Linked DNA regions of Mus musculus: region 1 is linked to region 2. The links are chromatin contacts, found by Hi-C or POLR2A ChIA-PET in ENCODE. All regions are on one chromosome and are shown on one strand. Each heading gives the region's core, a stretch centred on a gene start or an enhancer-like site at or near the end of the contact. The rest is flanking DNA. Distances are from core to core; before and after follow the strand shown.

Evidence for each region. Hi-C counts contacts between places; a loop is a spot of excess contacts on that map. ChIA-PET counts read pairs that join two places held with the same protein, here RNA polymerase II (POLR2A).
Region 1: a loop to region 2 is called in a map of heart, with 4 times the contacts of the local background. The contact joins the promoter of Stk39 here to the enhancer-like site in region 2. A Hi-C loop is called at or near these places in 11 of 37 maps with a recorded cell type or tissue (T-helper 1 cell, T-helper 17 cell, T-helper 2 cell and 3 more). POLR2A ChIA-PET finds 5 or more read pairs at or near these places in 1 of 5 experiments (Patski).

The regions. Positions count from the first base shown.
Region 1 is chr2:68,469,163-68,473,831 of GRCm38, reverse strand. It overlaps Stk39 (serine/threonine kinase 39), which reads left to right and starts at 1,851. Exons shown (of 18, transcript NM_016866.2): 1 at 1,851-2,198. The coding sequence starts at 1,955. It overlaps Gm13596 (a long non-coding RNA gene), which reads right to left and starts at 868. Exons shown (of 4, transcript XR_866392.3): 1 at 1-868.
Region 2 is chr2:68,427,425-68,432,433 of GRCm38, reverse strand. The region is part of intron 1 of Stk39 (serine/threonine kinase 39); the gene reads left to right. Among named protein-coding and RNA genes, the nearest start is that of Stk39, 42 kb to the left of the region's middle. Within about 2 kb of position 1,778, at least 1 of the 3 ENCODE cell types and tissues checked has a DNase peak (open chromatin) inside an H3K27ac peak, as active enhancers do; it is heart, where a contact is called at or near this core.

The DNA.
Region 1 (4,669 bases), core at 602-3,101, 41 kb before region 2:
TGGTGGTCATTTAGAAAGTGGTTGGCTGAGGACAGATATCTGGCCTCTGAGGAGGGAACAGTCGTTCTTTGTGGGAAACCAAGTGGTCTGGGGTTGCTGCCTCGATTCTGTGAATCATGTTTTCCTAGCATGTCTTAAAGGCTTTCCTGGCCTTCACAATCCCATTTCACGATCAAAAGTCAAGACATAACTTCATATGACAACGTGGAGGAATGCTCTGTTAATCTTGTCTCTTTTTCCTTTAAAAGCAGTCCTTAAAAGTTCTTTGGATGAAATGGGAGCAGCTCAGGGAGAGGTAACCAGTGACTTGGGATAACTGCCCTGTTCATCAGAGGCCTAGAGTTTGTTTATGAAGTAGTCTATTTCTTGACATAAATTAAAACAAATATGCTGGCTTTTTAAAAAATAGTATATCTGCACAAAAGGAAATACAAGTTCTTAGCAGCATAAATATTAGCTCTTTGAGCAAGTCATGCTAGTTGCTAGTTTATCCATCTGTCCCATAGTGCCCTAAGAGGTTAAGTAAACAGTTAACGTCATTGCTTTTGCCAGACAACTGGTTTTTCTCCTAGCAAATGTCTAAGTTTCTTTTGAATTATTTTTTAAAGAGTTTAAGGAGATTTTTATTTTTATCCCTTTAAGAGTTTCATGGCTCTCCTGTGCTTTGTTCTTTCTCAAGCCTGGCTGTCTCGTGAGAACCAGCCAGCCTAATGTCAGCCACATAACGAATACGCCTATTGAGTCAGAGTACCATTCCAGCCTGAGACAAGAATCTTTTAATAGTGGTCACCTCTGTGAGGGATGAGAGTTGAACATTCAAATGTGACACCTGCAATTAGAAAAATCTCTGGTTTTGCCACAGCTATTTTAAAGATGAGGTAATTTGGGGAGTGTTGAAAAAGCAGCATTTATTCAAAACTTTCCATTGCAGTTAATTTATGCCCCAGTAGGTTCATAGTGTTCTGTCAAGAAACTTGCTGTCTGACCTTAGGGTCTTAAAGGGTTAATGTGACTGTTTATGTATTCATTTGTACTTGGTATCGAACCAAGGACCTTAAGTGTATTAAGCTGGCACTTTACCTCCGAGCATGGTTTTAAGCACATAAAAAGTGCTGGGGATAGAACCATAGCATGCTAGGCCTGCGCTCTGATTTTGTTACACTCCTTTCTCCTCTCTACTTCTTGTAACTTCACTGCCCCTGACATCACCTTCCTAGGGTCCAAGTGTCTTTGAACAAAAGAGAAAGCCGGGGATTTAGGGAGTCGGGTTTCATTTCAGAGCAGCACTGGCGATTTCATTAGGCAAGGTGCGAAAGGGCTCCTGCCAGGTAAAGCGCCGGAAAGTTACAAGTTGGGTTATTTTTTAACCGGCGTCCTACAAAACCGACGCCGTGTAGGTAGGTGTCTCCCTCGCTAACTTGTAAAAGAACTCCAGGTTCTTTCGCTCGCTCGGGGAGAGTTAGCAGGCTGAGAATCTGGCAGCCGTTCAACGACCCCGCCCTCGGAGTCCCAGGGGGGCTTCTTCGGGAGAGTGCGATTGTCTAGGGCGGAGGCGCGGCAGGGCAGGAAGGGAGCGGGGCAAGCCCCGAAATCACCCCCCGAAGCCGCCCGGCTCCCAGCGCGTGGAAACTTCCCTGGCGGCGAGCAGGGCGGGAGGGGGCGGCGGTTCCCCTCGGCGCTGAGAGCACCGTGCGCGCGAGGATCGGGGCGCGCGGCGGGCGCGGCGGCCGCCGCCTCCTCCCGTCCCCGCCTCCGCGGCGCAGCCTCCTCCCTCCGCCCCGCTCGGCCTCCGGCTGGCTCCCTCCCCTCGTGGCAGGCTCCGGCGGCGGCGGCGGCTGCGGCGGACGGGGAGGGCGTGCGCCGGCCGAGAGGTGTGGGCGACGAGGCTAGGGAAGTTTCAAGTGGAAGGTCGTCCGCCGGCCGGCGCGTCCCCTCACTCTCCTCCCGCAGCATCATGGCGGAGCCGAGCGGCTCGCCTGTGCACGTCCAGCTTTCCCAGCAGGCGGCCCCGGTGACAGCGGCGGCGGCGACGGCCCCGGCGGCCGCGACATCAGCACCAGCCCCGGCCCCGGCCCCGGCTCCGGCGGCGTCCGCAGCCCCGGCCCCGGCTCCAGCTGCTGCTCCAGCCCCGGCCCCGGCAGCTCAGGCGGTCGGCTGGCCCATCTGCAGGGACGCGTACGAGCTCCAGGAGGTTATCGGTCAGTGCGGAGGGTGCTGCGGGGCCGGTCCAGGCCGGGCGCCGAGACTGGGCGGGAGTGGGTGCGGGATGCGGTTCTCCTGCCTGCCTGCACGCCCAGAGGCAGAGCGGCCGGCTTCGGGGCCTACCGGCTTCAACAGTTATTTTATTGTCTTTTTTAATTTTTAATTTGTCCCTTCCTTCCCTGAGCGCGGCTGCTGCAGGAGGTGGCGCGGCGGATGTGACTCGCACTGCAGACGAGCTGCAGGCTGCAAACTTTTATCTCCCGGATCGCCGGGGCGGCGGAGCTGGAACCCAGTAACGCCGCATCCTCCTCCCCCCTCGAGCCCTGGGGCCGCAGCTCGTGGCCGCTGACCACGCGGATGGGCTGCCTGGGCGGGGTGGGGATGCGGGGGCGCCGCCCTGGGCTTCCGCGCCCCCGCGCCGTGCTGGGTGAAACGCGTCCTGGGAGACCCTGCGGGCGCAGCCGCGCCTCTGCCTCCTGCCATGACCTCTCGGTGGGTAGCCCAGCCACGTAGTAGTGGCAGAGGCCCAGGCGCCTGCCCAGACCAGGGAGGATGCTGGCCTTCTTCTGACAGCCGCCGCATGCTCGCCCTGCAACCCGGCTCTGCGCGCGGTGCGCCCGGTACCTGCCTCCCTCCTTGCGGGCGCGCCGCCTGCTGCCAGCCCCGGGGCCGGTGAGCGGCCGCGCTGGCCTTCTGCCCTGCTCCGGGAGGATCTGCTGGGGTGAAACTCGAGGCTGTCCACGATCCGCGCCCAGCCTTTCGGTGTCTCCTAGGCAGCTCACTAATACCATCTTATCTTACATTTTTAAATACCTGGCAAAGTCGAAAGGCAAGAAGCCCGCGTTACTTTTCTTTGAGCCAAACACGTGTAGGGCCAGGATATTTGTGGTGTCCTCTAGCTTAGAACCTTACCTAAAGGTTCATTCACTTAGAAGTTTTGTGCCTCACCGATGCTGCCAGGCAAAGTGGGCCCCATCATATAACCTTATGAACTCTGGACTGGGGATGTTGCTGGCTCATAATCTTGATATTTAAAGATGGGGACGGGGGGAAATTCAAGTTATCTTTTTCTTTCATTTAAAAAAGATTTCTCTATTTTTCCCTTGAACAATTATAATTAACATAATTAATATAATTTCACTAGACACTCAAAGGAACCCCTTTTATGTCGTGTGTGAATGAGACTTCCAGCAATGCATAAATATACATAAATATATACATACATATATATGTATATATGTATGTATCTATTTGTGTGTTTGATAGGCAGAAATGTGTATATGTGTAGTAATTATGTACTTTGGTATGCAAAGGCTGCTTATAGTCTTTATAGACATTTATAGACAAAATTCTCCTAGTATCTTTCATAACTTTTAGCTAAAGACTCTTCAGGGATGGATCTTGACGTTTCTGTCAGGATTTAATAACACCAAGAGCTTTCAAAGCCCAGAGTCCTCAGTGAAAACTATTTTAGCTTGGGATGTAAGGCTCTTCACTCTGAACTTCTTTGCTGCTCCTTGAGTTCTTGCATTCTCACAGTGATTGCTGATTGCTGTCATTGCAGGCTCTTCCCTACCATGCTCACACACACAATGGACATGCATATACATACATACATACATACATACATACATACATACATGTGTATTGATATTGAAGACTGAACCAGGACCATTCCTAGGGACCTTTACCTAGTCAGTCTTGCTCAGCGTCCAAGGACAAAGTGAATGTCTTTGGAGAAGCTCACACTTCTCCCAGGACATGTTAAGTGGCTCCTTCTGACCCCTTCTTTGTCTACTCTGCAGTCCCTATCCTCATTGTTATTGATTGCTCACCAAGTCTTGGGGCCTTCTAGGTTCTGTGCATGTGTTGGCAATGCAGGCAGGCATGATTAAATCATGTGCTGATGAGTTAGGAGATAAGGGAGAATGATCCTGTAGGATGTGCTGAGGGAGTGCTCGGAGACGGAGGGAGACAGATACTCTGCATGGCAGAGACTGGCTGATTCTGCACTGAAGTCCCAGTAAGAGCTTGTAAGGTGCTGAGTTATTCCTGCTGCTGCCTTCCGTAAGCAACTCTGAATTGAGTTGGTTGGTCTCTCCCACCACACAGTTTTCCCTAGGATCCAGAGCAATTTACATACAACTAATTTATATTCTCATATTGTTAATCATTAGGGTTAAAATGTAAGCCTTGACTCTGGGAACAGTATTTTGAGCTGGCTTCTTTTGTGAGTTAAGGAATAAAATCTTTTTAGTTTAAGTAGGATTAATTACAAGGCCTTCTCTGCTTGTGGCATCAGTGTTAATTATAGTTGGTTGATTTTTAGTGAAGAGGAAAGATTTACCTGGGGGATTCAAGAACAGAAAGGCCTGCTAATTTCATTTCTGGTTCTACACATTGTTCAGCTTTTCTATGATTTTATATATATCTCACATTTTCCCATCCTAACAGACGGGTATTTGGA
Region 2 (5,009 bases), core at 529-3,028:
TACTCTCAAACTTTCAGAAGAGGACAACCATTAATACTTCGGTATTTAGTCTCACAAACTTTGCGTTGTGTTCATAGTCTTTTATAGCCTATAATTTTTATTTAACATATACTTATTTTGCTCTTGTCACACTCTAGGATGAGCAATGCTGCTTGCTTTCAGAGCTGGTGTGTGGCGGTGTATACCTTTCATCCCAGCACTTGGGGAGCTAAGGCAGGTAGATCTCTGTTTTTGAGCCCAGAGAAACCTTGTCTCAAAAAAAAAAAACCCACAATTTTTTAAAAAAGTGCTTTTAGTATTTTTCATGAAAATTTCAAGTATATGGCAAAGTTAAAATAATGTAGAGAAATCCAAGTCTGTCATTCATATATATATATATATATATATATATATGTATATATATATATATATATACACACACACACACACACACACACACACATACATATACACTTTTTTTTCCATTTTGTGATGCCAGGGAATAAAAACTGACCTCTTAGACCCAAACAATCCTCCTGCCTCAGCTCCCTGAGTAGCTGGGACTGTAAGCACAGACTGCTTATCCAGCTGCTTTGGACATCTTGCTCCTTGCTGGGCAGGGAGCCTGGCCTGACTGGTAAGAAAGGCGCCGCTGTGTTTCAGTCAGCACTGAGCTGATTCCTGTCAGCCCTCTCGACTCAGGCTGTGCATTCCTCTCTCGCTCTGGCCTCTGGTTCCCTGGACAAGGACATGGGGAACTGTTTCTCACTTCTGTAACTCCCAACTTGTTTCTGGTGTGAAGAAATTTCCCAGTTCACCTGGTCCTTTTGTTTGAATGACAGGTTCATTCTTTGCCTTAGTTTGGTCACAGTTGATGGAGGGCAGGAACCTTGGCGGACCCAAAACTACCTGTGGCTTATGTCACTCCAGTGACTCTTTCTAAAGTTGCCCCAAGGTGCCTACCAGAAGGGCGAGACCAGGTGTGGCAGCCTTACTTTGTGTACAGTTCTCAGCAGGGCACCTGTGCTGTACCCAAGGACAAGTGGACGGTGCTTGTTAAGCCCTCGGAATCCCCGGGCTGCTGCCGCTCCAGGTGCACCTGGCGCCTTTCACAAGCTTTTTAAGAACACACATCTGGCCTGCAGGCTTTATGGCTGGCCTTTTGCTATGTTCCAAGTGGCAGGAGGTCCTGGGTGTAGAACAGGTCCTGTGTTTCCACTCCTCGTTCCACATTCCACGGTGTTTAATCTCAGTATCACGTCAGCACCATGATAGGGGCTTGTGTTTGACACTGCCAACACCCCTGGCATGATCTTTCTCTTGGACACAGCTTAGGACAAAGTGCTTCCTAGGAGATGAGGCCCTGACTTTATATATAGCTGAGCTTCACAGGGCTAAACACCATTCTTAAAAATTATTATTATTGGCTTCATCTTTTTTGTTCTGTTTCCAAGTGTGTTTGATTTTTGGCCACCTAAAGCAGATTGTCTAAGATCTGAATCACCCACATTTCTGGATTTTCCCCTCAGATAATTTCCGTTCTCAGTGAATGTCTGTACAGGGAACCAGTGTCTGACTTAGTTCCTTATCCCAATTCACTTTCTCTTCCCTCTTGCAGGGAGAGCCCCTCTAACTCTGAGATCTCAGGCTCTTGGTGCATGGGAGATTGGTCCTGACTCTTCCGCTCTACATTCTAGGTACATCTGTCACTTCAGTAGACACTTTCACTTGTCACAGGTTCAGAGCAGGGGACCTGCTGCTGGCCTCTAGTGGTTGAAGCGAGATGCCATCACACATCCTGTAACACGCAGTGCAGTACGCTACCATAAAGAGTTATCAGCTCCGTCTATCAGTAGTGCTGGGTTGATGTTTATAGATAGAGATCCCTTTGTGAAACTGTTCTAGAAGTGGCATCATATGACACATGAAGCAGGGCCACACTGTTCCCTCCCAGGAAGCTCATCACCACAGCCAGCCCGAGGACCACAGCCATGCATTAAGTGGGAAGCAGAGATGAAAATGTGTGCACACCATCTTCTGTGGATGACCATAGCCGTCTAGTTTACTGATTGGATTTGTCTTCCGACCTATTTTTTTCTTTTCTCTTGCTGTGTGCTAGAGTTGTCCATGCCCAGTCTTGAAGCAGTGTCTGTCTAGGCAGTCCTTCTGTCTGTGAAGTAACCCTTCTGCCTGAACTCCTCAAGCACATAGAACGATAAGCCTGCATGATATCTTCAGGGTACTCTTTGTTTCCAAATATCTCAATGTTTGCCCAAACTTTTGTGTATTATGTCCCTTACGATTTTAGTAACTCAGTTCCTATGCGTCATTATTGGGGTCCAGCCACTTGTGCTTAGGACTTGGGTTGGTGAAGGCATCTTTGGGGCAGAACTCAGTGCATCATGACTGACTGTTCGTTGATGACCAAGTAAACAAAGAGGCAATTCCTTCTGCTTTTTAGAGGGATTCACACAGGAGGACTTCCATGTGCCAGAAGGACCTAGATACAACTTTTTATTGGACCACCTTTGAAAAGAAATGTTAACTTGGGCCAAGTTTTGTCAGGCACAAAATGGGGTTAAGGCACTTTTAAGGTGGATGGGTGGGTATGATGTGCGTAGACCATGTCTAGACTTGGTGTTTTACTATGATCTCTGTGGAAGCTAGTCAGAACTTCGAGTAATGGCAGTATATCTACTCCTGTCTCCAGGGGCTTGTTCAAAAGGTACGTTGCTCTGACTCTTGTAAGTCAGGAGTGAGAACAGAGAACAGTTTGTTCTCATAACACATATGCCTTCCTCATTCCACATCATAAAGCCATCAGCCAGTGAACAAGGGCAGATTTCCCCCTGTAGGCTGTATCCTGGAGTCTGTGTTTGGGAAGTTTCGCTGATCATGAACATGGGTCTCTCTCAGGAAGCACTGTGGTCCTGGAGCAGGAGGCCCACCGCTAAGGAAGATGGACCAGGACTCCTAGCTCTCTGGTTCTCCAGTGAAGTTGGGGGGGGGGGGTTCTCCACCTGTCCAGAAGGCCTTGCCTCTTCCTAGTTGTTTCCTGTTTCTCTGAAGCCATTGACAGAGTCATTTTTCAAAGCTGCTACAGCAAGTGTGACAACCCCTGTTGTCTGTTCTTTACTTTTCATGATAACTAGAGATTTCTTATGATTGAGTGGTCTCCCTGGAACATGATTTTGACTCTGTATTCTAAGAAATCTTTTTGGAATCAGAGCAGGAAGCCCAGCTAGACAAAGGTCCTTGTGATTTGGGGCGAGGAAGGGGCAGGGGGCAGGGAAGGTGGCCTTTGCCTTCAGAGGTCTGGAAGGGCTCGGGAATGAGAAGAGAGCTGTGGGCAGCTTCTCTCAGCTCCCAGCTACATTCCTTCAGGACTGCTTATATTCCACACACTTGTAAATGATTTGTGTATAGTTCGTCTCATCCTTCACTGAATTGAGCCTGTGGATCCAAGGATCTAAAGTCATTACAGCCGGAGCATTTTGAGAAGTTTTCTTTTACACTTGTGGCTTAAGGGGCTACAAGGCTGGCTTTCTGAGTGGACCCTTGATGGCCAGAGCCTACTGACTCTGAAATGAATGTTTGTAGTTTCCTGACATAAGGACAAAATAAACAGCCCAGGCTTGCCTATAAATACACACCAGTGCCCCTCTGTGCTAGAACTCTGGGTCTGTGTGGGTTCTCAGAGGCCTCTCTTTTCATGGGACCCGTTCCACCCACATCTTTCTGTGAGACATGGCGTCTCCTTGCCAGATACATCTTGGCCTCTGCAGTGTAGGCTATGAGGCAAACATCTTTAAAGGGAAAATCTGGGATGGAATTTCCAACATTCAGTTAAGAAATTAGAAGTCAGCTGGGGAGTATGACTGGAAAATGGAAACCCTAGAGAGGGGTTTTGGCAGTTCAGCATCTTGATGAAAACGCCCCTTCCCCGCAGACTCACTTTGAAATCCTCATTGGTTGAGTTTAGTAAATGTTAGGCTGTGAATACAAACCTTAGAGATCTTAGCTAAAAACGTGTCAGCTGAACAGTCATAGTATTCCGGGTTGCCACTTTGCAGCCCTCACATAAGATCTCTGTCAAGGAACTCTTAGTGTCTCTGACTTAAAAAGAGATTGTTCTGTCTGGCAATGTTAGGTCCCGGAGCTCTTTGAATTTTATAACAGTAAAGTCAAGTAAAGGTCACGTAGTTCAGTGTAACAGATACAAAAAGAGAAGTGTCTACTTTAAATGGTAGTGAAACAGGATCATCTGTTTAACCAAATAGACTCCTTACTGCCCTTTAAGCTCAGGGTTCCTTCGAGGATGTGAGTTTTAGCACTGAGAGGGAATTGGGAAGGTGGTACAGGATACACATATTTAGTAAATTTCATGTGTGCTCATCGCCAAGGCCAGTGCTTAATACAGTGTAGTCTTCACCATCCTTCTTACTTTTTAGACATTTTGATAATATAGCTTTTGGCTCACAGATTTATATACTTATTTTTTAGGGTTAGGGCCTGATCCCAGGGCCTTCCACTGGTTAGCCAAGATATCTCTCACAGGCTACGACCTCTATACATACACATTTTTACATGATAATCTTATGAAGCAAAAGTGAATGGAAATTATTTTTGGTCACTTTTGGTATGATGGTTCTTGGAGAAGATGGCTGGGGCTATAATTCAGGACATATACTACTATGGAATTTAATAGGACATTCAAATACCCGGTGGCCTAGACATTTGCGAGGCTCTGCTACAGTTTAGTTACTTCTGACATGGTTTGGTATGGCGAGATTTTAGTTGTGTGAAGATTTCGGCTGTCCTTTGAGTTTAGAAGATTCAGAAAATCTGCATCATCTTAAAATGAAAACACAGGCTCCCATTTCCTATTGCACAGGATGTTGTCATAGAGCTCCTTAGCATGGCACTATTCCTCCCAGTGGCTTAGAAATGGGAGAGTGTGCCAAGCAGCAGAACACGGCTCATCTTTCCAGGATGGAGTCCAGGCTCTCCCATGAGAACATCTGATCTGT